Linked DNA regions of Mus musculus: region 2 is linked to region 1. A link is a loop called in an ENCODE intact Hi-C map of the cell type or tissue named here. Cell type or tissue: heart. All regions are shown on one strand.

Evidence for each region. Hi-C counts contacts between places; a loop is a spot of excess contacts. Peaks named below come from ENCODE experiments on the same cell type or tissue, not always from the same donor. Only the 100,000 strongest peaks of a DNase experiment are listed, where the experiment ranks them.
Region 2: it touches region 1 in a loop (2.3-fold over the local background); 6 of 42 quality-filtered maps call a loop at or near these places.

What each region holds. Positions count from the first base shown.
Region 1 is chr17:66,336,028-66,341,027 of GRCm38, reverse strand. Mtcl1 (microtubule crosslinking factor 1) reads left to right here. Exons shown (of 14, transcript NM_172963.4): 14 at 2,874-4,046. The coding sequence ends at 3,068. Among named protein-coding and RNA genes, the nearest start is that of Mtcl1, 110 kb to the left of the region's middle. In heart, a CTCF peak has its summit at 2,869; a DNase peak (open chromatin) is centred at 2,941; H3K27ac peaks cover 332 bases.
Region 2 is chr17:66,239,464-66,244,463 of GRCm38, reverse strand. No RefSeq gene overlaps it. Among named protein-coding and RNA genes, the nearest start is that of Gm20742, 50 kb to the right of the region's middle. In heart, no CTCF peak of the experiment used is centred here; a DNase peak (open chromatin) is centred at 2,383; H3K4me3 peaks cover 295 bases; H3K27ac peaks cover 856 bases.

The DNA.
Region 1 (5,000 bases):
TCCCCTGATTTCCTCACCTCTCAAGTGACCTTGCCCTCTCTCTCAAAGCTTGGCAGCGAGGCAGAGAGGTGCCGAGAGAATGATGCAACGTAGGTGGCACCCTTCCCTCCAAGAGCCTAATGTACCCTGGAGGGAACGGTTGAGCGTGGGCAGCGGTAGCTTGTGGTGATCAGAACAAAGCAGGCCGTGTGGCCAGCCCTCCTATTGTCCTCCCTCCCTTTGCCACGGAAGTTCTGTCAGAGACCTGGGAAGACCCTGCCCCTCGGTTCTGCTTCCTCCAGTGTCTTGACTCACAGCAGAAGACAGTCCTGTGAGCTGAGCCACGGCTTCCTTCTGCCCGGTCTCCCTCTGAGTGAACACAGAGGCCACCGCTCCCTCCTGGAGGCCATCTTGGAGCAGGGGCTCTCTACTTGTACTGTTTTGTTTGAGACACTTTCCAACCGACTTGTTGTTTTTTTTTCTCTTCTTTCTCTGTCTGTCTGTCCAGAACCAAACTGTCTTACTAACTGCCCCCTGGGGACTCTAGCCCTGCCTGCCTCACACTGTAAGTGCTTCTTCCCCACCTCCACCCGTCCACAGAGCTGTGTGTGTAGCTGATGTACTCGTGGTTGGCATTCGGCATCCATCCTCATCTGTGGACGTCCACTCTCACCCCCAAGGGACAGACGCTGAGCTCAGACATCCCATTTTGCCCACCTCCAGGGTGGACTACTTAGGATCTAGATTCTGCTAAAGTTTCTCCTCCCCTGCAGTTCAACAGAGAAGCACTGGCCAGGAGGGACCATCTTGGGTCTTGCCTATGGGAGTCTTTGGCTTTACCCACCACTGCTCACTCGCATTTTGGTGATGCCGTGGGCTGGGGTATGGCCTGCATAATGTGCTGAGCCTTCTCTTTCTCTTGTTTTTTCAAACAAACATGAATCAAGAGTAAACCCCCAAGTCTCTTGTCCTTCCAAGTCAGTCCATTGATGAAAAAGTAAGTTCTTGGTAAATACAAACCGAATGAATAGGACCAGACATCCCTGTTCCCGAGTGAGACCTATAAGAATGTATGCATTTTGGGAAGAGTCAAGGATGCAGTCACCTCCCGGACTACCTGAAGTTAATAACAAAAGTAGAGCTCGTGCTAATTAATGGAGGTGGTGCACACCTTTATCTAAGCACTAGAGAGCCAGAGGCGGTAGATATCTAAGTGTGAGGCCAGCCTACTCTACATAACAATGTCTTGGGAGGTGGGGGGGGCTAGCTACCATTAGATAAAAAGTGTGTCCCCATAGCAGGGAGTCAGGGGAGACCATTCCCGCAAAGCCACCTTACTTACTGGTTTCTGGTTGACAGCATTGCTTGTTTCTGTGTGCTGTTCTTATAAGGAAAATGTTCCTTTCCTGGACAGCATGGTTCCGTGATTTTTCATGCAAAAACCGATGCTAGTGAGGAAGGTGTGGTGGTCTCTGAGAACAGCTTGTTCCTGTTCGCCCTCAGTGGGAAGAGGAGCTGGCTAGCCCTGAAGCTGCACCAACATGCAGCCTAGGGGCACAAGTTCCCTCTGACAGTAGTGGGTGCGGGGACACGGATTCCGCAGACCAGACTGTCCCGAACCCTCCTCCCGGCACTATGAGATGATGTAATGAGATGGATACAGCAGCATCCTGACTTCGAGTGTGTCCATGTGGTAGCTATAGGCGCATCCTGGCTGTCAGGGTACCATCAGCATACATGAATGGTCTAGAGAGGGCTCTTCCTAGGTCAGGTAAGCTGCCTGCCCAAACCAGGCATTTGATGGAATGACCTCAGTGTTAATATTTCCTTTTTTGCTGACCCCTCAGGAATAAGGGAAAGACTCTGCCCCTTTACTCCATTGGCGTGTCCCTGGCTGCCCTCGGGTCATGCCATCCTCCCTGACCATCTCCGAGCATCGTCTGCCACGTTTTATCTTCCCCCAAGAACCACCACCCATCCCCCGGACAGAGCCTCTGCTCCTCCACCCCCACTGTTCCCAGCCTTATCATCTGGGGTCTTTCATTGTTAGTCATGTCTAACTCTGGTAGTTCGCCTCTTGACTTCTTGTGGAACCTTATCAACGACATCATCCATGATCCACACTGCATGTGACCCAGCTTTCCACAATCCCTGATCCCCGACATGCAGGTGAAGAACACATAACCCTACATTCCTTTTAAACAGGCAAGCAGCCACAGATGGCCCGATGTTGTGTGTCACGTGATCAGCCCTTAGCTCATCACAGTGACTGAAAGACAAGCGTGGCATAGCTCTAGTCATAAGATCACCACCACGGTGAGGAGTCATTAAAGAGATCTAGACCTCAATTAAAATTTCTGAATTCAACGGGTTTTCTTCCACAACTTGTGGGAGTTTGTTTAGCCTGCCGACAATCAGCTTGGAATAAACAGAGTTCTGTTTGAATTCCTTTGCTACTACGGCTGGATGTAACCCTAGGTCACTGTGGATGTAACCCTAGGTCACTGTGGACCTCAGTAGCCTGAGATCCCTTGAGACCAGCTCAGTAGCTCAAAGGATCCTTCAAGAGGCTCAAGGGTGAGCCGGGGACAAGGTGTCCCCAGTTGTTACTTCTGTGTTCCAGCCCAGTTCTGGAGATGCCCTACAAAGCAGCCCCGTGTCACCGTGTTGCTGTGTTCTGTCACCTCGTTAACAGGTCACATCACTAATCATTCATGTGGAGTGTTTAACCTATCATTTTAAGTTACTCCATGCATGCTGTAAATCATTCATTCAGATGCTGAAGCTGCCTGGTTTGTTTCATTTGACTTCAGTGTGTTTGGAGTATGTTGGGACTGTGGCCCACATGACACTGCAGATCTGAGTAACACTGTCTCCCTCTCTCGGCTCTGAAGGAACTGCCTTGTTCTGCGCTCGCGCCCTCCCTAGAGCCCTGCTTTTCCAGGCCAGAGAGACCAGCAAACCGCCGCCTTCCATCCCGTTGGGCCCCACCTTCCCCCACTGCCTCACAGTCACAGTCACCCGGACACCCGATGTCCATGGAGGAACACGGTGAGGAGGACCCACCAGAGGAGAAGCCACACCTGTGACAGGATGCAAGCTTGCGTGGATGATCGCCGGAATAGTTCACTGTAATTTGCATAACCAGACCATCACCGCCATCAGCCAACCTCCATCCCAAAGGAAAGATGTAGATCCTTTCTCAAGGTCGAAGGATGCTTTTAAAAACACACGGCTACTGAATGTTCAACCTGGTAAACTGAGATGTTTCGGGAATGAAACAGTAAACGTGCCTGTAATCATTTTTTCATAGCTCAGAAAACTATTTTTGTCTCCCATCTTTTTTACACATGATATATTAAACAAAAAAGGTAAATAAGGTATAAATAGATTTAAAGAGTTTTAAAATGTACATTTGAAGAGATTCCGAGCACCCTTGTTCTCAGTTCTGCCTGCCTGTTGAATTTGCACTGTTCCGTTCTGGTTGGGTTTCTCCATGTTGAGTTCGGAGTGTTCTAAGTTAAATTTTATTTTGTCCAGTCTTAATTTTTCAGGAGTCTTTCTTAACGCTTTAGACTGTCTTAACTCAGTGAACTTTTTGTAATGATAAGGCCGTGAGGCCAGAAGACGAGAGTGTCTGTCATCTGAAAGGATGCAGGCCAACCTTGCTGAAAAGGTACGGAGCCCTTCAGATAGACTTAAGACTCTGCGTGACCCATCTGCCCAGCCTGACCGCACGTCCTCGGGCACCTGTACATACACTGCTCTGTCCCTGCCCTCACCTGCGTGTGTGTCAGTCTGGTCTACTGTAACTTGTTGTGAAGTTCCTTGTACCGTGTGTACTGTTGCTGTTGGTCTCTTGTACCAGTAAGACAATGGCTCCATTTTTTTTAATTATTGTTAAAACATTAACTGATGGTGTACAAATCTCACTTGACATTTTTCTTGTTTAAGGAAAAGCACCATAAAAAAAAAAATAAGGAGGCCAAACCGAGACAGACAAAGGTGCCTCAGGTCTGCCTGAGACCACGGTGACATGGAAATAAAGTCCTTACAAGAAAGCAACAGGGTCTTGGTGTCACCGTTTATTGCTGGCTCCTTCTTCTCCCTTGTCTTCTTCAGCTCTAAATGGAAAGTGTCTCTGGGTTTTCCTGTAGCGGACAGAGTGCAGGGGACTTAAAGGAAGAGCTGCACACACTAGGAAAGAGGGACACAGCAGCGCTAGGCATCACTCTGTCTCCGTGCAGATTTTGCAGCCCAGCGTGTTGGTGTTGTAGGTTGGGGTTCCAAAGAGACTGTGGGGGAGCACAGAACTGTTTTTGAAGGACCAGAGTTTCTGGCTTTCAAGTTTCATTAACCCAACCGTTCCCTTCTTTTTCAGATGAGGTAATAAGGCCTCTTCCCAGGATTGTGTAGTTCCTCCTTAAATGGCCTCAGGACAAGTGTTAGTGAGGAGATGAGCAGTTGCAGTCTTGATGTCATATTGGTAGAGACATTAAGCCGTGCAGCCACTGTGGAAGACACCCTAACATTCCTTTATCCAACCAACAGTTACTATGTAGTCATCTATTCCCAACTTGGATACACGGAGCTTCTGAGTTGAAATAAGACTCATATAGATACTTTTCACAGCAGTGTTACATAGAAAAATCAAAAATAGAAACAGCATACATGGCCACCCACAAAGGAGTGGAGAAACAAAATGTGTACACACTGTAGAATATTAGCTAGCAGTAAGGAAACAGGATGTGTGGTACTCTCTTCAATGTGGGAGAACCTTGAAGACCTAGTAGATGAGCTATATCAGTCATAAAAAGCTATGATTTCCACTCCTGTGACATTTACTAACCCAGTCATTTGTAGAGACAAATTGAAGTAGTGGTGACCAGGAGTTGAAGGCAAGAGACAAGGGAGTTGGCATGAGATGGTAGCACAGCTTCAGTTTATCATGAAGCAAAGATCCCGGAAGTAAAAGTCATGGCTGTCCCGCATCAAGAGACACTTGATGCCACCGAATTAAC
Region 2 (5,000 bases), 97 kb after region 1:
GCTTGTGAAAGGAACGGCACCTCGGCATCACAGTGTGGGACGGAGTACAGTGGTCACGTGTGTGATCCCTGTGTCGAGGAGCAAATAAGACAAAAAGCAAATAAGACAAGCGCATGGGGGTGGGGCTGCATGACCCTTTGTGTGATTACCTCGCCAGGATGACGCAGGCGCATGCGCAGGCTTGCTGCTACAGTTAGGATCCGGACTTCAGGTTTACCATAAGGGTATGGTCAAGGAGATCCCAGGAGAAGGCCTGGGGAGGCTCCAAAGCTTCTCCCCATAGAACTAGCACACATCATTGCCCTGACACACTGGTGTGTTCAGTGACACTGGGGGTGACAATTAAGGGGCTCACAAGTTTTGCCGGGTCTCACTAGTTAGCACAATTGAAGTCATTGGTGATATGAAAATTCAGTCTCCTGACAGTGTGTCTCCTAAGGGTGGGAGGGGGCTGTTAGCATTTGCCTTGAAGCCCACCCTCTAACCACAGCCCATTCTCCCAATATGACGGCCTCCTATCTGAGTCCCCTTCTTAGTGTGAAGGGTCACCCAAAACAAGAAAGTCACTTATGTCACCCTGGAAAAACCAACGCTTAGTAGACTGTGTTCTAGGAAACTGAGGGGAAACCAGCTCTGTCTGGTATAATAACACAATGGTCAGATTTGCGCAAAGTTTCCTAGCACGATATACTTCTCATTTAGTCTTCAAGACGATCAACCATGCGTGCATGGCAATCTCATGGCAAAACCAAGGCACAGGAAGAGTCTCTCATGACTTCACAACAGCAGGGATTTGAATTCGTACCTGTGACCTGTGTTTCCATGTCTCTCTAGAACTGACTGTCAAAGGGAGACACACCAGGATATTGGTCGTGTTTGCTATGAAAGAACACTATAGGTAGAACTTAAGGACCTGGTGCTTCTTAGTGGCCTGGAGAAGACCCTGGGTTCTGTCCTGGGAGGAATTCCATCTTGGGCTAGGGTATAGCTGCGGCAGAGTGCTTCCGTGGCCAAGTGGAGAAAAGCCAGTGGCAAACAAATCGGTACTCAGAGTCAGAAGATCAGTAGTTGAATGGTGTTAAGAAGAAAGGGGAGGGGAGGGGAGGGGAGGGGAGGGGAGGAAAGGGGAGGGGAGGGGAGGGCCCTCATGGATCTCAGGGAGAGGTTACCAACCCTTCACAGGTTTCATCCAAGGAATAAAGGAGATAATTTATTTGCAGAGAGAAGCGAACCCATTTAAACACGCTTCCCCCTCTTTCCCACCGAGTCTGCTTTGGTCTTTGGGACTTGGGGCGCACCTCTTCTCCATTACTTCCTCTTGTCTTACGTGATACCCTCAAGCCTCTGATGGCTTTGTGTTTTATATATATATTGTTTTGTTCTTTTGGTTCAGTTACTTTTATACTGTTTACATGGGCCATTACTTTAGCTTCAGGAAACACTAGCTTTACAACGGATTTATTAAGTACCTAACTGTGCGTGCCGCAGCACTTGAAACCTAGCCAAGGGAGCCAGGCCCTCAGCGAGCCAGGGTGGTTGGGAGTGAGAAAGGCCAGATCAGGCAGGGTCTGAAAAAACAAAAACAAAAACAAAAACAAAAAACAAAAAACAAAAAACTGAGTTCTTCCTCCAACTGCCTTCTAACATCAGAAGGGACACCGACATCTTGGAATCTCAGAGAAGTGAGTTGTGAAATATCCCAGTTTCCCAAATTCACGAACTGCTCATGAGGTTTATGAGAAATGGTGTGGAGAAGATTTTAGTGCCAGCAATATGGATGGAGGGAATAATTATGCACATGGGAGAAACAGGGAGTTCCTTGCATGAGACCTAGCAATGTCACGGAGCCCTGCCTGGTAGGAGTGGCTGCAGCTACCAGCGTTGGGACCATCTTGAACCCAGCTTGCACTCCTAGTTGTCTTTGCTTCCTTTCCCATTAAAAGTAAGGAGTGCCTGCCTCAGCAGTTTGCCACAGGATGGCGAGAGATTAACCTGTGTGCTCAGACTGACGCCCAGGAAGCCAACATCACACACACACACACACACACACACACACACACACACACACACCCCGGTACTCACCTGAGCTTTGGCTGCAGGACCTCCCACACTCAGAAAGAGGGAACCGCTAACATCATGATTTCTGGAGATTTCTGATCTCTTCCATCAGCACCACTGAGACTAACCAGAGTTTTTACAAGAAGCAAAGGACATTTGGATTCAGGGCAGCAGGGGAAAAAAAAAAAGTTTTTCAAAGCAAGTACCCTCGGGATAGAAAAAAAGATTCCAGTCTCAGTTCTCTTCCTGACAGCCCCAGTCAAGGAAGGAGGAGGGAGAGGAGGGAGGAGACAGAGAAAGATCAAGGGCCCCAGGGCAGGAACAGGAGGCGGGGCCACAGGGGATGGAAAGACAGGAAACAAAGGCCCAACAGAGTTCACTGGCTTTCTGACCGAATTCCCAATTCTCTAATCCCCAGCAATGATTTGTTTGAACAAAGTGATGCTCACAAGTCAAGTCCACCCCATAGGATCAGGCTTCAGGAAAAAGGACACATCTGGGGGAACCTGAGGCAAAGGCAAGGGCCTGCTTAGTCTCCTATTCTGCGAGATACACCCTAGAAACAGAAATAATACAGAATTAACTGTTCATACTTAGTCTGCAGTGTTGTAAACCTTCCTCCTTGGCCCTGAATGCTCCAGGTACGCAGTTTGCATTTGGAATCCCTGGTAGTATTTGGAGGTGGCAAAACTTGGTTTTTTTGTTTGTTTGTTTGTTTTGTTTTGTTTTGTTTTGTTTTGTTTTAATATGGGTATTTATTTTTTTAATTGGGTAATTTCTTTATTTACATTCCAAATGTTATCCCCTTTCCTGGCTGCCCCTCCGAAAAACCCCTCCCCCTCCCCCTCCTCCTGTCCACCAACGCATCCACTCCAGTTTCCTGTCCCTAGCAATTCCCTACACTGGGACATCAAGCCTTCACAGGACCAAGGGACTCTCCTCCCACTGATGACCAACTAGGCCATCCTCTGCTGCATATGCAGCTGGAGCTATGAGTCCCACCATGTGTGCTCTTTGGTTGGTGGTTTAGTTTCTGGGAGCTCTGGGGGTACTGGTTAGTTCATATTGTTGTCCCTCCCATGGGGCTGCAGACCCCTTCAGCTTCTTAGGTCCTTTCTCTAGCTCCTCGAGGTGGCAAAACTTTAAGGGGACATCTTTGAATTCTTAGCTAATCTTCCTTCTTTCCCTGTTTATCTCACATCCCAGCCTTGAGGGAAGCAGCTTTGTGTCACCACATCTTCCCTGACAGTGTGTGCTGCCCTATACAAGGCCACCAGAGCCTGGGCTAAAGCCTCTATGACTGTGTGGGCCAAAGCTTCTATAGCTGCAAGCCAGAATAAATTCTTTCTTCTTGTAAGTAAACTGTCTCAGGTGTTTTGTTATAGTAACAGAAATCGGACTAACCCCACCAGGCCAACCCATGTTTCACAGAGCTCTCTAGTGTGGGGTCACCTTGGCTTCAACTCTCATAGCTCCTTAGGCTTTAACATCGTTTTTAAATATTTTTTGTTGCCTTGTCCTCCCTGCTCACTTTTCTCGAGTATCATGAGGCACAAATCAACCAAGCATTAACGGAGACATGCATTTCCGTTTCGGTAAAAAACATTTTACAAATCCAATCTTAAACTCTTCCCCTTTTAAAGCTTGCTTCAGTGACTTCAACGTGCAGGGAAGGATAAGGCAAATCAGATGCAGTGTGGCAGACGCTAAGGAGCTATTTGATGTAGACACAAACTCAACGGGTGCCTTCTGAAGGCTCGACCAGAGATTGCCAGTGATGGTAGGTAGCTCCTAGCGAACAGCGCCACCCGGTCCCAGGAGCCATCCCAACTGTGAGCCAGTGTTAGAGCATCAATCCCTTTCTTCGATCATATTAGCAATACTCATTTCTCCAGAAGCCACTAATCAGTAAGAAGCTACAGTGACATACCAACCAATGCAAGTTGATCTGAGGGTCACAGACGCCAAGGGTCGCCTGTCTAGGAAGGGTGCTTGCCAGGTTTAACCGATCAGTCAGAATTTATTTAGAGCAACGTGTCGACTGATCGTGGACGGGTTGCACTAGTGTGGATCACTGAAGCACAAAGATACCCACCACACTTAAACAGAAAGCCACCAGCAGCTAGACGCTGGCCTTCACCCTGTCCTGATGCTAACCTGGAGCACCACTTTGCACAGCCGAGGTCTTTCCCTTCCCTCCATCCTCCCTCTCTTTTTCTCCCCCTCTTCCTGTGACTCTCCGGCTGAAGGATGCATGTACTGACACGCTGTCTCTCTGGCTGAAGCGTGTGTGCGCTCACACGCTAACAACCATCCCTCTGAGGGGACACACTCTCTGACATGCTCACTACAAAACACTCAGTGACTTTGCTTGTCTGAAAAGCTCTGCTCCCACCACACAGGAGGTCTTCGGTCCTAACAGAACAGAACGCTGAAGTGGCAGTTGTTCCCGTTCTTTATCTTCTGGCTCACTGGCCCAGATCTGTACACTTAGCACTTCACGGAGTGACTCTCCTTAGAGCCCTGGACCACTCTGAGCTCACGCTGGGTAGCAGGAGGGAGTGGCCTCTGGGCAGTGGATTTCCTGATGCCAGAAAGATGTCCTCTCATTCATCAGGGACACTGCCTTGGGGCTTGCTTCCTACTCTCACCTCAAAGACCAGAATCCAGAGAAGTATCAGTCCCTACTTTTGAGTTATATCCATTCAGGTCACCATTACCTGATCAGAATCCTCCCATGGATTCTATCCCAGAAGCAACTAAGAGAGTCCCAGGGTTCCTAGGACAGGAGTCACCAGCATGTGTGTGTGTGTGTGCATGTGGGGACGGGGGTAGTAAATTGTCAGTGTCTGGCCGGGTGTCTTAGATGCTGGCTGAGTCAAAGAGAATTCTGACAAAGAGAAATTGCTCCAAGAAAACATTTTCAATACCAGACGGACAGA